2 separate regions of the Homo sapiens genome follow, and region 2 is linked to region 1. A link is an interaction called in ENCODE POLR2A ChIA-PET data of the cell type or tissue named here. Cell type or tissue: Panc1. All regions are shown on one strand. Each heading gives the region's core, and the rest is flanking DNA. Links, peaks and the distances in the headings are about the cores only.

Region 1 (4,390 bases), core at 309-4,308:
TTACAGAGCATGAAGATTTTAAAAGTAAAACCAGGCAGGGTGCGGTAGCTAACGCCTGTATTCCCAGCACTCTGGGAAGCTGAGGCGGGCAGATCACTTGAGGTCAGCAGTTTGAGACCAGCCTGGCCAACATGGTGCAACCCCATCTCTACTAAAATTACAAAAATTAGCCAGGCGTGGTGGCACACACTTGTAATCCCAGCTACTTGGGAGGCTGAGGCAGGAGAATGGCTTGAACCCGGGAGGCGGAGGTTGCAGTGGGCTGAGATCATGCCACTGCACTCCAGCCTGGGTGACAGAGAGACTCTATCTCAAAAAAAAAAAAAAACAACAATAAACCAAATGTATGAGGAGTGGAAGAAAGATTCAACATAGCTACTAACTACTTCCAATACTTCTTAAGTTTAGAATAAATTTTTATTCATTCTTAAGGCTCTAAACACAAACTCTATATTCAGCGTCAAAAAATATTAGGTATGGCTTCAAATATAACTGGGTACCAACAGATAAGACAAGTAACAAAACTTTTAACTTGGGACTATGCAGTGCTTGGTGACTTGCTTCCACAGAGCAGAGTATTGGAAAGGGGAAACAAATTTCCATGGTCAAGGTGAGCATCAGCAGTGGTAAGTCACGTTGATGGCGTTCTCTTTTCACACGGATGTGATAAGGATATCCCTTCACCTCTGTGATTGTCCTCCCAAAAACCCACATCCCAGTCTAATAATCAGAAAAACATGAAAAAAATCCAAACTAAGGCACATTCTGCAAAATACCTGCCCAGTATTCCTCAAAACTGACGAGGCTATCAAAAACAAACATCTCAGAAACGATCATAGACTGGAGGACTTTAAGGAGACATGGTGGCTAAATGTGCTGTGATATCCTGAGTGCAGAACGGAAAAAGGACATTCGGAAAAACGGGTGAGCTCTGAATAAAATGTGGATTTTAGTTAACAGTAAAGTACCAATGTTTCTTCCTTAATTGTGACAAATGTAACATAATAATGTAAGAGTCAGCAACAGGAATCACTGAGTGAGGGGCATATGGAAACTCTGTACTATCTTTGAACTTGTCTTCAAATGTATAATTATTCCAAAATAAAGAGTTTATTTAAATTTTTAAAAACTAGGCCAACAGCACTGAGGTGTGGTCCTTCAGGTGTGCACCTCAGCCTTGGCTGCAGCCACAGGGGCAAGCACAGGCGTGGGTCCTGGTCACCCCGCTTGCTGACCAACAGACACACTGGCCAATTTGGGAACCTGTCTCCGATGCCAGCAGACCACAGATGGCATGCATGCGACAAGAACAAACATCTCTGAAGTGCCTAACACCCCCATCTGAAGTGAAAAATAGGCAATTTTATGCAAGAAAAAAAAGACAAGGCCTAAACAGGTTGGCTGGGAGCCATCAGTGCTCTGTGAAAACACATGACAAACCAGCCTTCAGACTTCACTTGGCAAATACCACTGCCAGCATCCAGGCAGGTGTGAAACAGTTATACAGACTTCTCTTGCATACCCAGCAGGCTCTGTGTCCTGTTTCCTCGCCACAAAAAAAAGGTAAGTCAGAGAAGTGGGGATATAGAATTCCTTTAAATATCTGCGGGAGAAAGTAGCTCACACACAAAAAAGATTTCTTCAACCAAGCAGCAGTTAGTATCTATTTTCAGGAATCTGTCCAGCCAGGGAACACGTGGCACCATGAGAGTCCTGTTTCATAAGGGGGAGGCAGCAAGGCCTGTGCAGTGCTGTTCAATATAGAAAAACATTTTATCCTTACAGAATAAACACGTGGCAGGATTGCGTTTGCTGCAGTGGATTTCTTTAATTACATTGAATTTTAATCCAAAAAGAGATCTGGGGGATTTATCTGCTCTAACCAAAAAGTTCCAGAATTTATGAACTAGATGAATATGTAGCACTCATTAGGCCAGAAAATTAAAATATAAATGCCTTTAAGGTTTTTTTGTTTTTTGTTTTTTTGTTTTTTTAAGAAAATTAACACAGTGTAGGCCAGGCATGGTGGCTCAAGCCTGTAATCCCAAACACTTTGGGAGGCGGAGGCAGGTGGATCACTTGAGGTCAGAAGTTCAAGACCAGCCTGGCCAACATGGTAAAACCCCATCTCTACTAAAAATAAAAAATTAGCCAGGCGTGGTACTGGGTGCCTGTAATCCTAGCTACTGGGTAGGCAGGAGAATGGCTTGGACCCGGGAGGCAGAGGTTGTGGTGAGCCAAGATCAGGCTGCTGCACTCCAGTGTGGGTGACAGAGCAAGACTCCATCTCGAAGGAAAAGAAGGAAAAGAAGGAAGGAAGGAAGGAAGGAAGGAAGGAAGGAAGCAAGGAAGGAAGGAAGGAAAAGAAGAAGAAGAAGAAAAAGGAAAAGAAGGAAAAGAAAGAAAAGAAGGAAGGAAGGAAGGAAGGAAGGAAGGAAGGAAGGAAGGAAGGAAGGAAGGAAAATAAATTAATACAGTATCAGTCAAAATTATCATAGTTTTACAAGAAAGTTGACCAAATTATTTTCATTTATCCGAGAGAAAAGTGATGCAGAAGTAGCCCAGAAAAATTCCGAAAAAACAATAACAATAATGATGTTCAACCACATACAAACATTTATTATACAGCTCTGATAATTAAAACAGCATGGCAGTAGAACTAGAATAGACAGACGTGTCCACGGAAAATAAGAAAACATCTGAAAACAAAATAAATACTCAAATTCATTTATTCAAACATTTATTGAGTGCCTGCTATGTACGGGCACTGTGGATGGTTACTTGATGGCAAAACCAAAAAGTCAACGTCAGACCAAAGGATGAAGTATTCAATAACTGGCTATCTGTGTGGGGAAAAAGATATTTTTCTCACATTTTACACTCAAATACATCTCAAATACTTAATTATATACAACTCCTAGCACTACTAGAATAAAACAGGTGAATATTTACATATAATTTCATGATGGGAAATATGTGAGTTCGAAACAATCATTGTGAAATATGTTAATTTAAATGTTAACAGGGTGTAAACTACTGACTAGCTAAATAATGGATGGTCATGTAGTCATTAAATTGTTGATGAAGAAATATCTTTTTTTTTTTTTTTTTTTTTTTTTTTTTTTTTTTTTTTTTGAGACGGAGTCTCGCTCTGTCGCCCAGGCTGGAGTGCAGTGGCGGGATCTCGGCTCACTGCAAGTTCCGCCTCCCGGGTTCACGCCATTCTCCTGCCTCAGCCTCCCAAGTAGCTGGGACTACAGGCGCCCGCCACTACGCCCGGCTAATTTTTTTTTTTGTATTTTTAGTAGAGACGGGGTTTCACCGTTTTAGCCGGGATGGTCTCGATCTCCTGACCTCGTGATCCGCCCGCCTCGGCCTCCCAAAGTGCTGGGATTACAGGCGTGAGCCACCGCGCCCGGCCAAGAAATATCTTTATTAACATTTAAAAAGTTATAAAAATGATGTATACAGTAAAAAGACCTAAATATAGATATTAAAGAAGACATACACAGGAAATATCTATCCCATAAGAATATCATTACTCTTCAAACTAATCTATATAGTTAATGCATGACCTCAATCAAAGGAGGGTTTTTCATGGAGCAGAACTCTAAAATGTATATGGAAAAGCAAAACACAAAGAGTAGCGATGATTTTAAAGAAGAACAAGAAGAGGAGACAAACTACCAGACACTAAGACACAATAAAGAAATAAAGACCTATTTTAAAAGCATGATGGTGGCTCATGCCTGTAATCCCAGCATTTTGGGAGGCCAGTGCGGGCAGATCACTTGGGGTCAGGAGTTCGAGACCAGCCTGGTCAACATGGTGAAACCCCATCTCTACTAAAAATACAAAAAAATCAGCCAGACGTGGTGCACACTTCTGTAATCCAAGCTACTCAGGAGGCTGAGGCCTAAGAATCGCTTGAACCTGGGAGGTGGAGGTTGCAGTGAGATGAGATTGTGCCACTGCACTCCAGCCTATGTGACAGCGTGAGAATTCATCTCAGAAAAAAAAAAAAAAAAAAAAAAAAAAAAGCAAGAAAATGGGGCAAGAAAAAAGAAATACACCAGTGGAACTAAATAGCCGCCCCCCCCCCCGCCCCTACAAAAAGACATAGATCTACATAGACAGAAGTTTGTAGGACAGAATGGCACTGTGCATTGGTGGAGAAGGGTTGCAAAGGCAATTAAATGGTGCTAAGACAACAGGTCATCCATGAGAAAAACAAAATTAGGCAACTATACCTCATGCTATACACAAAACTATTTTAGAGGGACAGCAGGTGAAATTGTGAAAAGCAAAACTTTAAAACTTTTAATCGTAAACAGAGGATATTTTATATGACCTCAGCCTAAGGGAGAATTTCTAAAATAATATACCCAGA
Region 2 (4,390 bases), core at 251-4,250, 110 kb before region 1:
GAACTATAATTAAGTTTCCTCTGAACTGTTTTATTAAACTTAAGTTTTCAAGAAGAGAATGATAAAATTTCTTAAACTACTATGTTTTCAAGGGGAGGACAATTTATTTTTATTGTTCTAGCATAAGGAAAGAGAGAATGAGAGGGAAAGTGTTTTTTAACCTGTATCCTGATTAGAATTTTTTAATGTTCAAATTCCTGATTATAAACTGCAGTAAACAATCAGTCATTCATTAACAAGCAACTATTGAAAAGGCGATATTTAAAAGAGAAAAAATAAAACATGTGATTAAAACTCTACACACGTCTTCACTTCAAGGCAAACGCAGTGGCCATCTGGGTATTTAGAAGGTGCCAAATATCATTGGGATCTAGATTTAATTCATGTTATAAAGAAAGCACTATATTTAATTTGTTCACAAAAGACCTAGAACCTCGTAGAAATGATGGTGTTGAAGTGAACTTTTAACATTAAAATAAGGTCTTTATTTTACAATTTTTTAAATATGTGATCAATCACAAACATGAACAAACTTTCAATGCTCCAGTGTTCTACTCTGAATGAGAAAAGTTGGAAAGATCATTTTCAGCTTTCAAAAATTTTTGCTTTAATTTTCTCTATTTGGAAATCTTTAAAAATTAGTCAGTTTAAAAGTCCTGGCTGCTTTTAGTCAGAAGGGCCTAAGAAGAGACAAGACTTTTCCCAGGGTATCCAAAGACAGATCCAGAGAATTTAAAGCCTGGACATATTACCTGGACTGAAGGCATTCGTTGCTTGCTTTACTGGTGAGGACTGGGAAGACCTGACTTCCACAGTCCTCTTTCCAAGTGGCAGGAAACAGGACATGCACTATGCCAAGCAGCTTCCAGCACCCATGCAGCACCCTTCCAGCACCTATGCAGCAGTATCCATGCTCTGAAGTGAAGCCTGAACTCGCCACCTCGCCACTGAGGGCTCCCCAGCAGGGCAGGGATGGGACCCTTCCTGGTATCACATGCTCGCTCGCCTCCTGAGTCCTGCATGAACAACAGACTGGATCCCTGTTTTTAGTCTGAGGACACTCATGAGATTTTTCCAAAAATTTTCTTCAGGAGCAGACACTATTGTGAATACCACATAAACAAGCTCTCCCTTTTCCAATTCCTCTTTTGAAAATGGTAGAGAATCAGCATATCTGGCTCTAACTTAACTTGTAAAAAAAATAATAGATTTTTTAAAAAGTTTCAGTTTATCACACTCAACCACAGTTATCTTCCAATGCTACAATGTACACATAAAAAATTAGTTTTCAAAGACTGCCACTTGTGCTTGTTAGGAAAAACTTGTATCTATCCATCCTTTCTATGAAAAAACTCTATAATGCTAAACTTCCAGAGTGACTCTGTACTAGATAGCTTCACAAAACTACAATCTTTGTGCTTACAAAGCTACTTCTACTAGGTAACAACAGAAGCACCGTCATGAACCCTAGTTTCTGAATAGGTACATAGGATTGACACATGCCAGGCTTTAGTTAGACTCTCACGGTGTTTGTCCCTTTACGTCACGGCACATCATACCCTGCAGCTGCCTTTGTGTGCTTATTTGCTGCCAGATTCCTCTGCTAGTGTGTAAGTGCCATGAAGGCAGGATTCATGCCTACGCTGTTCTTGTGTAAGAACTGCTAATGCCAGGGCCGGGTGTGGGGGCTCACACCTGTAATCCCAGCACTTTGGGAGGCCGAGGTGGGCGGATCACCTGAGGTCAGGAGTTTGAGACCAGCCTGGCCAACATCGTGAAACCCCATCTCTACTAAAAATACAAAAATTAGCTAGGTGTGGTGGCGGGCGTCTGTAATCCCAGCTACTCGGGAGGCTGAGGCAGGAGAATGGCTTGAACCCGGGAGGTGGAGGTTGCAGTGAGCCGAGATTGGGCTACTGTACTCCAGCCTGGGCAACAGAGCGAGATTCGGTCTCAAAATAAACAAAAACAAACAAACAAACAAACTGCTAATGCCAGAAAGAGAGGAAGGAGAAGGAAAGGAAGAAAAAAATAAGGTAGAAGGGAGAGGAAAGTGACAGAAACAACAGAGAAGAAAAGGGAAGGGAGGAGGGAAAGAAAAGAGGCAGAAACAGCCACTACACTGGTTTTAGTAAATAGGAGTGACTTTGCAGTTTCATTAGATTTTTCATTCATACAGTTAAAGGTTCCTTGTAGCCATGATCTCATCAAATCTCACAATAACCCTGAGTGACCTTTTAACATTAAACTAAAATGTTTACTTATGGCAGAGATTAGGAATGACTAGTTTCTAGATCTTCCACATTTTATCTGTACATCACTCATGACAGCAGGTAGTTCTGAGACGGACCTCTAAAGTGATCTGTGTGTTCATACAGGTCTGTGTTTCTGTAAGTCAACAGTTTAAGAATTGTGAAAGGCCAGGCGCAGCAGCTCATGCCTGTAAGCCTAGCACTTTGGGAGGCCAAGGCGGATGGATCACTTGAGGCCAGGAGTTCGACCAGCCTGACCAACATGGCGAAAGCTTGTCTCTACAAAAAATACAAAAATTAGCCGGGTGCGGTGACCCACGCCTGTGATCCTGGCTACTCGGAAGGCTGAGGCATGAGAATCACTTGAACCTGGGAGGTGGAGACTGCAGTGAGCCGAGATCGTGCCACTGTACTCCAGCCTGGGTGACAGAGTAAGACCCTGTCTCAAAAAAAAAAAAAAAAAAAAATTGTGATAAATGCCCAGCATTTCCTTCATTTTTATTCACTCAACATGTCTTATAACCACAAAGCCCAGATTTGAACCTTGTATATACTCATGGAAAGGAGAACCAGTTCTCAAGCAACTCTTCTCATTTTTACCAACCACATAAACATGTAGCTTCCGGTAAAACAATACTTCTCATTTTACAAGTTCATTAATCAATAATGAGCAGGCTCAGTGGGGGCACAGGACAACCTGAGCCTGACAGCGAGGAAGGCGGATTTTGTCACGGAGGGAGGGTTCTCATGAAACTCTGGATCTCCCAGCTAGTTGGGGGGCACTAACAAGGGCTGCCCAGAGAGCACGCAAGGTCTCTCCAATCATGCCACAAACCCCGCAATGTCAGGACAAAGGCACCGGTGTTGACAGAGACCTTGGAGTTCATCAGAGAGGTGACATCACCTGCCTAGGTCTCTACTTCCCTGCTCTTTTCCCCAGCAAAACCAACCACACTTTGCATTCCCCATCATTATTAATCCTCCAAACAAGCAACCCGTCCACATAGGAACAAGGAACCTGAGGTGAAGTGAGCCGAACTGGCTTACCCAAGCTCACACAGCGCAGGGCCGTCAGCATTGGGAGGCAGCCCTGGGTCCTATAGGCCTCATGCACGGCCTGCCTTGCTGTCGAGAAAGTCCCAGCCACCGACACAGGCTGCAGGAAACGGCACCAAAGTCACTTGCAGCAGCGCAGAGAAAGTGTGAACAAAGAACCTTTTTTTTTTTTTTTTTTGGGAGATGGAGTCTCACTCTGTTTCCCAGGCTGGAGTACAGTGGGGCACGATCTCAGCTCACTGCAACCTCCATCTCCCAGGTTTAAGTGATTCTCCTGCCTCAGCCTCCCAAGTAGCTGGGATTACAGGCGCCCACCACCACCATACCCAGCAAATTTTTGTATTTTTAGTAGATGGGGTTTTGCCATGTTGGCCAGGCTGGTCTCGAACTCCTGACCTCAGGCGATCTGCCCGACTTGGCCTCCCAAAGTGCTGGGATTATAGGCATGAGCCACCGCGCCTGGCCTTTTATTTCTAAGGGAAATAAAAGTCCCAGCAGAGCATTCTAGTTTTGAAGCATCTCACCTAGGAACACTAACAGACAGCAAATTTAACCTGCTGAGTGCAGCCCTCATTTGGTCCATTTTTCTTGCCACAACTGCCTACTGCCCTTCTGTCAAGGCAGAGGCAGACATAAACCACTACCATCTGTGGCTGCCCTGGGAACTGTGAGAACTCATGGAAATAATGCGTCCCCTTGTGACTTCACATCGTGCACCTCCTGTGACAACCCTCCCCTCTGACAATTACACTCACACCCAGTTCCCACGTGAACACGCTGAGTCCAGCCTTGGAGATGCAGCTTTTGTCTTGCTGAAACCTTCCAGTTAAATTTCTCCATCAATTTTTCAAATAGTATTATTAGCTGAGGGACTAAAATCTGCCTGGCGTTCTTCTGATGACAAAGGTAACCCATCCCTCCCTGTGCTCCCCATCCTCACGTTGTTTCTAATTCAGATTTTCTTCTCCCTTCTCCTGAATACCTGCATCTTCTTCCTGACTGACATGGCTTTAGGAAACACAGCACATTCACAAACATCTGAAGCCAACTGCAAGGCACCCGTCACTCAGCGAGAAAAGCAG

The links. Peaks named below come from ENCODE experiments on the same cell type or tissue, not always from the same donor. Only the 100,000 strongest peaks of a DNase experiment are listed, where the experiment ranks them.
Region 2: POLR2A ChIA-PET joins it to region 1 with 5 read pairs; 12 of 35 experiments call an interaction of 5 or more read pairs at or near these places.

The regions. Positions count from the first base shown.
Region 1 is chr7:131,032,998-131,037,387 of GRCh38, forward strand. All of the region lies in intron 3 of LINC-PINT (long intergenic non-protein coding RNA, p53 induced transcript), which reads right to left. Among named protein-coding and RNA genes, the nearest start is that of LINC-PINT, 75 kb to the right of the region's middle. In Panc1, for the core only: no CTCF peak of the experiment used is centred there; no DNase peak of the experiment used is centred there.
Region 2 is chr7:130,923,240-130,927,629 of GRCh38, forward strand. All of the region lies in intron 6 of LINC-PINT (long intergenic non-protein coding RNA, p53 induced transcript), which reads right to left. Among named protein-coding and RNA genes, the nearest start is that of LINC00513, 12 kb to the left of the region's middle. In Panc1, for the core only: no CTCF peak of the experiment used is centred there; no DNase peak of the experiment used is centred there; H3K4me3 peaks cover 889 bases; H3K27ac peaks cover 4,000 bases.